2 separate regions of the Homo sapiens genome follow, and region 2 is linked to region 1. A link is a contact called in ENCODE Hi-C or POLR2A ChIA-PET data. All regions are on one chromosome and are shown on one strand. Each heading gives the region's core, a stretch centred on a gene start or an enhancer-like site at or near the end of the contact. The rest is flanking DNA. Distances are from core to core; before and after follow the strand shown. Region 1 has its middle 72 kb from the start of SSBP2. Region 2 overlaps LOC105379050 (a long non-coding RNA gene).

The links. Hi-C counts contacts between places; a loop is a spot of excess contacts on that map. ChIA-PET counts read pairs that join two places held with the same protein, here RNA polymerase II (POLR2A).
Region 2: a map with no recorded cell type shows a loop between it and region 1 (7-fold over the local background). The contact joins two enhancer-like sites. A Hi-C loop is called at or near these places in 1 of 37 single-sample maps with no recorded cell type. POLR2A ChIA-PET finds 5 or more read pairs at or near these places in 1 of 52 experiments (activated naive CD8-positive, alpha-beta T cell).

What each region holds. Positions count from the first base shown.
Region 1 is chr5:81,819,855-81,826,883 of GRCh38, reverse strand. No RefSeq gene overlaps it. Among named protein-coding and RNA genes, the nearest start is that of SSBP2, 72 kb to the right of the region's middle. Within about 2 kb of position 1,428, at least 6 of the 41 ENCODE cell types and tissues checked have a DNase peak (open chromatin) inside an H3K27ac peak, as active enhancers do.
Region 2 is chr5:82,730,460-82,737,468 of GRCh38, reverse strand. It overlaps LOC105379050 (a long non-coding RNA gene), which reads right to left. Exons shown (of 4, transcript XR_948504.3): 1 at 6,837-7,009; 2 at 6,429-6,611; 3 at 4,948-5,022; 4 at 1-2,980. Among named protein-coding and RNA genes, the nearest start is that of MIR3977, 110 kb to the left of the region's middle. Within about 2 kb of position 2,133, at least 3 of the 41 ENCODE cell types and tissues checked have a DNase peak (open chromatin) inside an H3K27ac peak, as active enhancers do.

The DNA.
Region 1 (7,029 bases), core at 179-2,678:
ATATTAAAGTAGTGATTTAACATTTTAATGTGGCATAGTTGACAATGCAGGTTTGTGCGGTGAAAAGATAATTGCTATAACATTTAAAAATATTTCATTATGGCATTTTTAATATGAAAAACAGTAAAATGCTTTTGCATTTTAGAATCAGCCTAAACTTTAATAATCATTCTTATTCAAATGACAGGATGTAGAACAGTTGAATGTTGTATATATACCCATGAATGATTTAGGGGAACTATGAAATTATATTAAATTTGAAGAATACAGTTTAGCATAGGAGGGGAAAAAACTCTAATGATTTCACAGGAGAAATATTTATAGGAATATCATCTTACCTTTGTTTGTAGCATGATGGTCTCAGAGGGATCAAGTGAGATTGTTTTGATGGTAAATTTATTACACAGTTTTTAGGAGCCTGGGCCTAAGGGATCTTGTTGAAAAGGGTTTTGTGATCCCAGAAGCTGTAAGGAACTTTGGCCTCTCCCAAAGAGAGTCTCCACAGAGTGAATCAATTTCCTTGGAGAACCAAAGCAGATGCTGCCTGGGGAGGGAGCAATTGTTTCAAGTTGGTGTTAGCTCACCAAGGAAGGCAGCAGACAGTACTGTCTGCTGTCAAAAATGCAGTATTTCATTTAGAAACGTTACTCCAAAGCATTTTCCTCCCCTCCTCTTAAAAGCTCAGGCTCCATACTGAACTACCTGAGTTGGATTCTGGCTCTACCATTTACTGGCCATTTGACCGTGGTCAAGTTATTCAACCCTCCTGAGCCTGTGTCCTCATCTGCAAAGCTGAAACAGTAACTTACCTCTTAAGGTTGTGAAGACCAACTGAAGTAATTGAAATTAACTGAGCAATAAAAGCAATCGATATTTAGCGCTTAGCTACGTACATAGTACATGGTACCTTGGCACATGATTAAACTGCCAATGATGGTAGCCATTATTATGATGGTAAATTTTTTTTTTAACTTTTATTTTAGGCTCGAGGGTACACGTGAAGGTTTGTTACATAGATAATCTCATGTCACGGGAGTTTGTTGTACAGATTATTTCATCACCTAGGTATTCAGCTTAGTACCTAATAGCTATCTTTTCTGCTCCTCTCTCTCCTCCCAGCCTCCACCCTCAGGTAGATCTGAGTGTCTGCTGTTTCCTTCTTTATGTTCATAAGTTCTTATCAGTAAATAACTATTTTTAATGCCATGTTTTTGTCTTAATGTGTGCAAGAGGGATTGATGAGGGCATGACTTGTGAAATAGGGTATGTATTTTGATGCCTCACACTCCAGCTGCACTTGTGATCAGCAGGTCCATGAAGAGGGCTGGCATGAGGCCAGAGGTGCGTGCTCTCTCTCGTGGCCACTGCTCACCCTGGAGATTTAGAGGAGCCAGCCTACGGCAGAGGCCCCAGGGTGGCAGAGGGCCTTCCAGACTCTTCTCTCTCATGACTCACATCTCTAGCACTAGCCCCAGGGAGCCCAAAGATTCTGGATAGGCCATAGGGCACAATGACTATGTGTCAGAGTTGCCAGAAAATAAAATGTGATTCTCCCAACTACATTTGCAAGAATTTTCCTGGCTCCTTGCCTCTGCAGCTCTCTTCTACCACTTGAGCCCTGTCTGTAGTTTATCCTTACCCCAGATCTGTGACCAATCTTGTCCTTATTTAGAGGGAACTGAAGAATAACTAAACCACTTTGGTGATTCCACATCAAGACCGCCTTAAGGCTTCTTCTGCTTTGATTATCTCAGTTGTGCTAATAATAATATTGACTAATAATAACTTTTTTAACACCTACTCTTTTCTAAGCGCTTTACATATATTATTTAATTTGCTTCTCATAACAATCCTGGCCGGGAGTGGTGGCTCACGCCTGTAATCCCAGCACTTTGGGAGGCTGAGGCAAGCCGATCACGAGGTCAGGAGATCAAGACCATTCTGGCCAACATGGTGAAACCCAGTCTCTACCAAAAAAAAAAAAAAAAAAAAAAAAAAACAGCTGGGGGTTGTGACTCATGCCTGTAATCTCAGCTACTCGGGAGGCTGAGGCATGAGAATCGCTTGAACCCAGTGTGTCCGGAATTGGTGGGTTCTTGGTCTCACCGACTTCAAGAATGAAGCCGCGGACCCTCGCAGTGAGTGTTACAGCTCTTAAGGTGGCGCGTCTGGAGTTTGGTCCTTCTGATGTTTGAATGTGTTGGGAGTTTCTTCATTATGGTGGGTTCGTGGTCTTGCTGGCTCAGGAGTGAAGCTGCAGACCTTCCCGGTGAGTGTTACAGCTCATAAAAGCAGTGTGGACCCAAAGAGTGAGCAGCAGCAAGATTTATTGCAAAGAATGAAAGAACAAAGCTACCACACTATGGAAGGGAACCCCAGCAGGTTGCCACTGCTGGCTCGGGCAGCCTGCTTTTATTCTCTTATCTGGCCCCACCCACTTCCTGCTGATTGGTAGAGCCCAGTGGTCTGTTTTGACAGGGCACTGATTGGTGCATTTACAATCCCTGAGCTAGACATAAAGGTTCTCCACGTCCCCATCAGAGCAGCTACATACAGAGTGTCCATTGGTGCATTCACAAACCCTGAGCTAGACACAGGGTGCTGATTGGTGTGTTTACAAACCTTGAGCTAGATACAGAGTGCCAATTGGTGTATTTACAATCCCTGAGCTAGACATAAAGGTTCTCCACCTCCCCACCAGACTCAGGAGCCCAGCTGGCTTCACCCAGTGGATCCCGCACCAGGGCTGCAGGTGGAGCTGCCTGCCAGTCCCATGCCAGGCTTGCACTCCTCAGCCCTTGGGTGGTCGATGGGACTGGGCACCGTGGGGTGGCACTCGTTGGGGAGGCTCCGGCCGCACAGGAGCCCATGGAGGGGGTGGGAGGCTCAGGCATGGCAGGCTGCAGGTCCCCAGCCCTGCCCAGCAGGAAGGCAGCTAAGGCCCGGTGAGAAATCGAGCGCAGCGTCGGTGGGCTGGCACTGCTGGGGGACCCAGTACACCCTCCGCAGCCGCTGGCCCGGGTGCTAAGTCTCTCACTGCCCGGGGCAGGCAGAGCCGCCCCGCTGCTCCGAGTGCAGGGCCCGCCAAGCCCACGCCCACCCGGAACTCCAGCTGGCCCACAAGCGCCGTAGGCAGCCCCGGTTCCCGCTCGCGCCTCTCCCTCCACACCTCCCTGCAAGCTGAGGGAGTGGGCTCCGGCCTTGGCCAGCCCAGAAAGGGGCTCCCACAGTGCAGCGGTGGGCTGAAGGGCTCCTCAAGTGCCACCAAAGTGGGAGCCCAGGCAGAGGAGGCACCGAGAGCAAGCGAGGGCTGTGAGGACTGCCAGTACGCTGTCCCCTCTCACCAGGAGGTGGAAGTTGCAGTGAGCCGAGATTGCGCCACTACACTCCAGCCTGGCAACAAGGCAAGACTCTGTCACAAAGAAAAAAAAAAATTCCTATGAGGTAGGCTTTGTTATTATTCTCTCTCTCTCTTTTTTTTTTTTTTTTTGAGACAGAGTCTCACTCTGTCACCCAGGCTAGAGTGCAATGGCATAATCATGGTTCACTGCAGCCTTGACCTCTCAGGCTCAAGCAATCCTCCCACCTCAGCCTCCCGAGTAGCGCCGCCAAAGTGGGAGCCCTTCAGCCCACTGCTGCACTGTGGGAGCCCCTTTCTGGGCTGGCCAAGGCCATAGCCGGCTGCCTCAGCTTGCAGGGAGGTGTGGAGGGAGAGGCGCGAGCGGGAACCGGGGCTGCGCGCGTTGCTTGCGGGCCAGCTGGAGTTCCGGGTGGGCGTGGGCTTCCACACTGTGGAGGCTTTGTTCTTTCGCTCTTTGCGATAAATCTTGCTACTGCTCACTCTTTGGGTCCACGCTGCTTTTATGAGCTGTAACACTCACCGCGAAGGTCTGCAGCTTCACTCCTGAAGCCAGTGAGACCACGAGCCCACCAGGAGGAAGGAACAACTCCAGACGCGCCACCTTAAGAGCTGTAACACTCACCGGGAAGGTCTGTAGCTTCACTCCTGAGCCAGCGAGACCACGAACCCACCAGAAGGGAGAAACTCCGAACACATTCGAACATCAGAAGGACCAAACTCCAGACGCGCCACCTTAAGAGCTGTAACACTCACTGCGAGGGTCCGCGGCTTCATTCTTGAAGTCAGTGAGACCAAGAACCCACCAATTCCGGACACAGTGGCTGGGATTACAGGCACGTGCCACCATGCCTGGCTAGTTTTTGTATTTTTTGTAGAGACGGGATTTTGCCATGTTGCCCAGGCTGGTCTCGAACTCCTGGAGTCAAGTGATCTGCCTGCCTCAGCCTTCCAAAGTGCTGGGATTACAGGAATTTATTCTCATTTTACAGATGAGGAAACTGCAGCACAGAAAGTCTGTTACTTGACCAAAGTTACATAGGTGATAAGTGATAGAATGGGGATTTGAACGTAGGCAATTCTGTCTCAGCCCCAGCTTGTTCTCCCATTCTAAAGATCACATCTTTGACTCATTTTGTCTGCCTGATTGCTTATGGTGATGCTTGGGGCCACAGGTCCTCACTGCAGACCTCCCAGGGGCAGGAGCCCTGCCCCTGAGCCCTAGACCAGGAGCCTTCCCCCTTCCTCCAATTTTCAGCCTCTCTGCCCTGGACTCCTCCTTGGGCTGCCACCTAATGCCAGTCTCCAAACATTCCAGATGCTATCTCTCTGGTAAGTTTCCCTCCATCACCCACAGGGACTTTGGTCTCCAAGCTTCTTGCTTGCCTACACTGGATGTCCCATATCTGGGCTCCAACTCCTCCAGGACACCTGTGAGTGCCAGGGCCTAGGCTCCATTCCTGATGATGCCATGCTGGGCCTTCTCTCTGCAAGGAGTATCCTGGCTGTAGAAGAGTGTGGCCCCATTGTTTTCATACCTGCTTCATTCCCCATCCCCCTTCCACAACTGAGTCTGGAGGAGGGCCATGGATGGGGAACCAGCATTGGGGCTTTCTTGAAATATACAGAACAGGCAGAGAACCCTCCAGAAACTTCTCTAGCATGTGATAAGCATACCAGTCTGCTCAACATGTACAGACAGGTTTCTAACCATGTAGACAAAGAGAGCAAAGGTGACTGAGCCCCTCAAAGACCAGTAGAAAATATTCAAGTGTCCCTAAGACTACGCTGCATTCTTTTGAGTAGGAAAGGGAAACTTAAACTTACTGTATGAAAATGATCAATTAGGTGTTTTTCAATTTAATGCCTAAGGTATTGAAATGTCAAGTATCCCATGATACGAGGCCAGTCGAAATTAACTGAGTAATAAAATATACCTATAGCAGTAGGAGAGTTAGGGGACTCCTTAGTCATGAAAACACACTTTGATGAACAGGTCAGAAAAAGTCCCCTGTCTAAAAGACTGAAAATTAAACATTTTCAGAGGTGGTAGATTTCCAGCCTAGAAGGTGACAGGCCACCACCTGAGATAATTAGCCTCCAGAGCCCATGTCTGAGGGTCAAGGACATTTCTGACATGAGAGGAAGGTCTGGGGTACCAGAGCTGCCTTAAAACTCAAAGGATAGTCTGCAAAGCCCTTGATACAAGCTCAGACTATCCTTAAAAAGAAAAAATGCAGGCCTACTTGGTTCAGCTGGGAGAATTCAGGAAGGTGGGAGAGGGTATGCAGACAGCAGAGCTGTTAAGATCTGAGATCATAAAGGAAATATTTTCATATACTCACCCAGAAAATTTAATTCTCTGTGAAGCTAAAAGCACTGTAAACAAAATTTAAATTTAAACAAGCTGAGTATAGGGCTCTCAGTCTCTGTCAGTTTCTGCCTCGCCTCTGCTTCCCCTTTTACATATGGGGAGTTCTCCACTGTGTGACTCTGGATGAAGAGCAAGGTCCACTCTCCAACACTGGAGATGAACAGTTCTGAAAGTCACTCTCTCTGTTCCCGCTCTTTGCAATGGGGATGCAGGCTGTGATGGAGGCTCAACCAATCAGACACTCTGGCCCAGGACTTTGAATCAAGACAGAAGAGAGTCCACTTTTGTGGCATCAGCATCGAATCTCCAAGACCAGGTGGGCAGAGGTGCCAGGAGTGGCTTTCAGCATCCAGTGTCAGTATTGGTGGGGTCCTCATCAGACAGTTCCTACAGTGTTGTTTGGGCTTGTGGTTGGCCCTGCTTCCTTTGGTGCTGCTCTATTTTCAAAGTCTAGAATTCTAGCTTTTCCAGTGATTCTGTGATCTACCAAATATCATTTCAATACATTCATTTTCTGCTGGAAGGAGCCAGTTATTTTCTGTTGCATACATTCAAGAACCCCTGTTATACTGGGAAGTCTACTTGCAGTATTTTACAGACAAAAGTGAAATATCCTGAAAATATAAAAGTCTCTAGCAAATCCAATAAGGAAAGATGCATAGTCCAATAGAAAAAAGGCAAAGGATATGAACAAACAGTTCACCAAAGAGGAAATACAAATAGCAAACAAGCATAGAAAAAGACCTTTGCCCTCATGTTGCCAAGATGCAGATTTATCATATATTGTTGAGAAATCATTTTTCCCATAACATACAAAGACAAAAAGAGAGTTAATGCTCAGTGGGGTGAGCTTGTGGGGAGCAAGTTGTTGCTGGGCATGTAATATGATATCACCTTTCTGGGAAATCTGATACTGTGTATCAAAATGGAAAGTATTCCTTTTGGCTCAGCAATTTTGCTTGTCAGAATTTATCCTGAACAAACACCATGACTCATGAAGCTCAGTCCCCAAATGGTGTCTTGGAATATACAGTTCATGTAACTTGAAGCAAATTCATAGTTCAAAATAATTTCAGAATAACTCAAGCACTTTCCCATGGAAAGGATGGTGTATTCGTTTGTTCTCACACTGCTATAAAGAACTACCTGAGACTGGGTAATTTATGAAGGAAAGAGGTTTAACAGTACTGCAGGCTTAACAGGAAGTATGACTGAAGGCCTCAGGAAACTTATGGCAGAAGGCGTGGGGGACGCAAGCACCTTCTTCACATGGTGGCAGGAGAGAGAGAAAGAGACA
Region 2 (7,009 bases), core at 884-3,383, 910 kb before region 1:
TTCCTCTTCAAACTTTCCATAAAACACAGTTTTTCCTGGGTCTTTGGGTCTCCGTTTCTAAAGGCTCCCATGTCTTAGAAAACTGTTAAATAATTTTGTTATGCTTTTCTCTTGCTAACCTGTCTTTTGTTAAAGGAGTGTTGGCCATGACTCTCATAATATATGAAGAAAAGGTATTATTACCTTTTCACTCCTACAGGCCCATAGTCTAGGAATGGGAAAAAAATATTCTTAATCTTTATGTTTTGCATAATTTGGTAAGTGCTTAACCTTTAGGAAAATGCATTTAACATTCTAATGAGCAATTGGGAGCTAACCTCATGTAATGTAAGAACTGTGTGTGATGAGCACACACCTGTGCTCATGTGCAGACATGCGGTTTAGCAGTCTCCTGGAAGGCAGGTAAGTGGGCTAGCATAGCCAGGACTAAAAGCACTGGCCTAAACAATATCCAGTGTGGTCCTCATGGAGTGCATAGATGTGTTTCAGGACTGAATTGGATCCACTCTTAACATATTTTTACCAAACCAGAATTTGACTCAGCAAATATTACCAAATAGAATGGAGTTTCTTGCTGCTCAGGAGAGAAGTTGATGGGTTAACTTAGAAACCCCTATTCCCATGCGTGGTGTCTAGAATTGTCAATAGATCACATCCACATGATAAATAATGTGGCAGACAGAAGGCCAGGCCTTGCCCAATTTTCCAAGGTGTTGAGGATAGGTGCCTTAAGACACAGTGTTTGAGAGGAGACAGGATGTGAAAGGCTATCCTTGCTCTGAGCCTGGAGGACACCCTTCAACACCCAGTCAAGCTAAATGACATTTCACAGGCGGGAGAATATTTAAGGTAATATCTACTATACCTAGAAAGTATATTTAGAAAGTACAATTGCATTTAGAAAGTACAGTTTTACAAAACTATGGAAAACGTGACTATCTTTAACAATATAAGTCTCTACACACCTTTTAGGTCGTTAAGATTGTTGAACACTTTTTTCTTTGGAAATGAGTTGAAGAACATCATTTTGACTCCCTATCAAAAGATTCTCAAAAATAACCAGAGTTTTAAACATCATGCCTGATTCGTTTTTCCCCATTGATCCAGAAGCTTCAATTATTAAATAAAACAAAAATCTGTTGGAATGCAAATTACCTCTTTTCTAATACTTTGAAGCTCTCCTGTGACTTTCACCATATACTTTACTGAGTATGCCAGCTGTTTGGGGCTTCTCTTTTTCTCCTATGAATTATAAGTTCCTAAAACCCAGAAACTTTTTAAAAATTCATTTTAAAAATAATTTCTTACCGAGACTAGCTTGTTGTGACTACAGTAGAAAAGTGAAAAATAGTAAATAATATTAATTGAGGCTTGGCACCGTGGCTCACACCTATAATCCCAGCACTTTGGGAGGCCGAGGCAGGTGGATCACTTGAGGCCAGGAGTTCGAGACCAGCCTGGCTAACGTGTCAAAACCCCGTCTCTACTAAAAATACAAAAATTAGCCAGGCGTGATGGTGCACATCTGGAATTCCAGCTACTCAGGAAGCTGAGGCACAAGAATCTCTTGAACCTCGGAGGTGAAGGTTGCAGCGAGTCGAGATCGCGCCACTGCACTCCAGCCTGGGTGACAGAGCGAGACTTTGTCTCAAAAAAAAAAAAAAATTAATTGAGTATATTGCAATAAGGTAAAACCATTTTTGGATGTGAAGCAGAGACTTGAGTCTACAGAAATCCTGTTTTAATTGTGTTCCATCAAGGTCTTGGAGTTTGGTCTCTGAGTAGGCTAAATAACAAAGGATTATTATGCTCGTGCATTGCAAGCTATGGGAAAGTTCATAAATTATCTTGATGACTCATTTCCTCTGTCACTCTAGGACTTCTAATATAGGGAGACCTTTTCTGTTGCCTTTAAAAAAAAAAAAAAACTTGTGAGATAAATGGGGAGAAAAGTCCTGAAATTGAGCTTGTTCAATAAGTGTTATTTAATGTTCATATAAAAATTAAACTGTGTTATAACAATGTTAATAACCAATTGATTCCAAAGGCCATGCTTAAAGGCCTCTGCCTTTAAACTCAGTCTTCTTAGTGCCATTTTGCAGAGTGGCTTGTGACCACAGGAGGTTATTTATTTCATCCTAAGCCACACAGGATATTTCCCATACATATGCTCAGTATACCATGGAGTGTAACAAAGGTCCCCTGTTCTTGAGGCAGCGATTGAAAAGAAAGTAGAAGGGAACCGTCTCTTTAATTTCTGAATATTGTGTACTATCAGACTCTCTGAAATGCAATTCAAAACCTTAAAAGGTTGTGGCATTTCTAGATTTCTCTGTCTTTATCTAGTCACCTACAAAAAAAATTTACATGCTTATACATTGATTGGAGATAAATAGCTTCATTTTGCTCTTTGAATCTTTGACTAGGCATATATATTTTAAGATTTTTTTTTCTAAGTACTTAAGACTGTCCTAAACAAAACAAATGCTGAATCAATATTTCAGGATTATCATCTGTAAACTTCTGAAAATCTGCCCATGGATTATTGATGTGTTTTGTTCTCATTCCAGAATCCTTTGGCATCTGCTTCATTTCACTGTTCTCTCATTTTTCAGTTTTTCATATAGGCCAGACAATTAACTACAGCATTAAAGTAGCAAGGATGTTAATTCTGTGCAATGCTTTGAAATATACTTCATTTGATATTATATACTATGGATAAAAGTTTTTATTTTCTCCTTATTCTTCCTTTTGAGGAAGGGAAAGAAAGAGTGAACTAAAGACATTAAACTATGGCTAACTGACCTCGTGAGTCAGTGTTTCCATGAATTTTACATCTCTCATTGCTGAAATTTTGGATGTTCTGTTCTTCATTTGAAAGCCTGCTTTTTATTGTTGGCGTGTATTTCCTGTTTTCTCTTTTCTCAGTTCCCACTCCTTGCGTCAGGACTCCCCTCAAATGATGAATTTACAAAGGAACCTGTTAACAGAGTAATAAACTCGGCCTCCCCACCCAGTGCCTGTCAGCACTCCCACCCAAGACCTCCAGTCTCCACATGGCTCCTTTTCTCTTTTCCTCTCTTGTCTCTCTATCACCCAGAGCCCTTTTCATGTACGGCAATATCTCACATGGGGACATCCTCAATTCCCAAATGACCTCAGGGAAACCTGACATTTGCCCCTGACACTAAAACTTACCAAAAATGAAAAAAAAAAAAAATAGAATTTCTATGCACAAGTCTCCTTGAATTTGGAAGCCAAGGAAATATTTTCTGCTATTGCTACAGATAGACTGAAGAAAGTTCTACTTGGAAAAACCAGAGCTGTCTGAAGAATGTAGGGGAGTGATGGATAACAAATTTCCTTTTGGGAGGTAAGTCTAAGGACATGGGACTGCCTCTGAGATCATCGCCTGTGTCAGAGGCAGGTGGAGCATTTAACACATGAGGGCTGAGGTGTGAGATTCTCTCAACATGCTTGGTATATTGATACTTAGGGGTATTAGTGAGCTGGCTCTAATTTGGAATTATTTAGCTCCCACTTCTTGCATGTTCCTTCCTCCTCTTTCTCTCAATAGGCCTTAAATCATTAATTACAAACATGACATGACATGAAAACCCATGATCTTTGATAGTGTTGGGCTCAGACAATGATACCCCAAAGCGAACACTTCAGAAGTAACAAAATTTTTCTCTGGCCTTCTCCTTCCCTCCTGTCTCTCATCCTTCATTTCCCCCTGAGGCACACCATAGAAACTAGAATCTCTCTTCCTTAAGGCGGTCATAGAAACCAGGATCCCTTTTCCCCAAAGCCAGCCATAAGACCTAAAACTGTGACTCTAAAAATATTGCTCTAACCTGCCTTGCTGCGTTTCCCCCGTGGTCTATTACTATTAGATCATAGCCTTTTGCCTAATCATATGCCTACATGGCTGTCCATGATTAATAGAACCTAAGCGTAAAAATGGATAGTTCACCCTGAGCCTTTGGGTCATCAATGTGAAAACTCTCATGTCATATAAAACTATGATCGAATAACTTTGTTATGGCTTTTCTTCTGTTAATGTGTATTGTCAATTCATTTCAGCAGACTTACACTTTAGAGGGGAAGCTTGAACTTCCATGGGATGGTTTCTCTTTACCTGTGTGTGGTAAGTCTTCAGTGAAGTAAATAGTAATTAGGACCTTTAATTATTTAATTAAATAATTTAATTTAAATAGTAAATTATTACTTTCACCAGTCAGAACATTACTTATTTGTTAAATTTCCCTAAAGGCAAAAATAAACTAATTCTCAAGCCACCAGCTACAGCTTGCTTTAGTCATGAAATTGAATAGATAGGAAATGAATGCTGAGGAGTATCCTGTACCAATTCGAAGTGGGTCTTTCAGGTAAATTTACTAAGCATGTTTAAAGATCAGCCAAGGCTCTCAAATGACAAAACATAAAAATTGGTGAAGAATTTTAAAATTGATCAAATTTAAAAATTTGATTATTTATCAGTAATTAAATAATAGCCTTCTGAAATTATAATCTGTATTTACCATGGGGTCTTAAATACTTTATGGACATCTATATTTATTATTGTATTGATAAGCTTTGCTTATCAATATAAGCTTTTCTTTGTATGGTATGGCTGTGTCCCCACCCAAATCTCATCTTTAAATGTAGCTCCCATAATTCCCATGTGTTGTGGGAGGAACACGGTGGGAGATCATTGAGTCATGGGAGTGGTTTCCCCCATATTGTTCTTATAGTAGTGAGTAAGTCTCACGAGAGTTGATGTTTTTATAAGGGGAAACCCCTTTCACTTGGTTCTCATTCTCTCTTTTCTGGCCACCACGTAAGACGTCCCTTTGCTCTTCCTTCATCTTCTGCCATGATTGTGAAGCTTCCCCAGCCATGTGGAACTGTGAGTCAATTAAACCTCTTTGCTTTAGAAATTACCCAGTCTCAGGCATGTCTTTGTCAGTAGCATGAGAATGGACTAATACATTTCTTTTTTTTTGCAAGTTGATTTTTCTGAAAGAAAGAAAGAATCTCTTTACATCCTCTGAAGAAGCCATAGTAGGCTTTCAAGTTTATAATGGTTTGTCAAGAGAAAGTGCAAGGAAAAATAGGTTACTAATAATCTAGAATTAAAGAGTGGCAATAACACGAGGAAGAGTTCGAAAGGAGTTTAAAGTGAGACCTGCCTGACAATGCAGAGTAATGATCTCTGTATAACTAAACATATTCTAAACAAGATAAGTGACCATCAGGCATAGATGCTGAACAGTATTTTTCCATGCTGGTTGGGAGGCAGTATTAGAAGAAATGTATTCAGTTTGTTTAACACTCTCTGACGGAATTTTAAAATTCCTTGATATTTGAACCATCTGGACAAGCCCAGTCACTCTTAAAATGCAAGGTACAGAGTTTACTGTAATACTGCAGATATGGTCCAACTAGGGTAAATACAAAATGATTAAATATACAAATTACATTTTATTAATATAGTCCAAAATTATGTTAGATTTTTAAATAGCCAAACCATGTGGCCAATTCCTAGTGCACTTATGATAAAGTAAACTCTGAGGCATTTTTCTCATATGAATTCAAAGGAACCCAGCCTCCTTTATTCCGTTCTTGCATAATTGATTATTAAATCCTAAATGTAAATTTTCATATTTATTGCTGACAAATTTTGTATTATTGATTCTAATGTCAAGATAATTTTTCATCTTGAAGTAGCTTATTACATTAAATATCCCTCTAAGCTTTGTGTAATTTCAGACAGTAAAAAGTCATCCTCTACATCTTCCAAATTGCTGATAGAGGTTGAATAGAACTGAATTTAGTGACACTATAATACAGTCTTCCCGGAGGAAGATTTTTTATTATGCCTCTCCATAGAGCAAATTCTCTGAAAATAACCTACAATTTTTTTAAAAGAAAACGTTTTTCCCTTTAATTTGTGAAACTCTATTCACACTTCAAAAAGAGCATAGAAAGTAGTAAAATATCACTGATGTGAGCATTCCTATTGAGCTGTTTTTAAGTCATTTTAGGCTGAAAAATATAACAAATCAAATAGTGACCTCCTACTTGCTCTGGGTTAATCAATAACCTTTGGTTTTGCAAAAAACAGCTGCTATTATTAAAGTGAATTGAAATATATTAGAAACGGCATTATCAGATGATGGTAGGGCTGCAAACCAGAGGTTACCGTTTCCTGCCTCCCTGGGCAACAGGAGTGTCTTTTGGTCCCTTTCAAAGCCTTTCACATCTGGCTGGTGCTGAAAGAATCTACTGTCAAACTGCTGCTGCTGTGGTACCTGGTTTCTTACGATTTAATTGCAAGTTCAGAACAGAGGACTTAGGGGTGTCTGGGGACCCGTGGCAGAGTTCACACAGCCTCTTTTTAAACAAAGGAGGCTCTGTCTTACCTTAGGCTTGTGCTCTTAATGAGGAAGTGAGTTTGATCGCGGGCCACATTAGGGTCCCCTTATTTAACAGGGCCAGGGTGATTGCATCAATGTTTTTCTAAATGGCATCTTGTGCGTTTGCAATGAAGGAGGTTAGCTTTGTTCTATTTTGGCCTTTAAACATAGTTCTTATCACCGACTAGCCTGAGAGAGAAGAAAATGGTAACATTGTGTTTCCAGGGAGAGGGGGGTGTGTGTGTGTGTGTGTGTGTGTGTGTGTGTGTGTGTGTGTGTGTGTGTGTGTGTGATGTGTTTGTGGTATTAATCTCAAGAAGTGGGAGGACGGCGGAGGTGCTCATAAGACAGGAGAACTGGAGGTAAACGACCCAGTTTCAGAGAGTAAGGGTTGTATTTGCATACCATTTTTACCTTCTGGCCAGGAATTTCTATTTGAAATATTTGGAGGTTTGTGCTGTCTGCAGGGACAAGTCTAGCTGACAGCAGCATCCTCTGTAATCACAGCACATTGCATAGGTCCTACCTCAGAACCTGGGTCTCAGAAATCTAGAATTTTTTAAATGATTCACATTATGTGTAAGAAC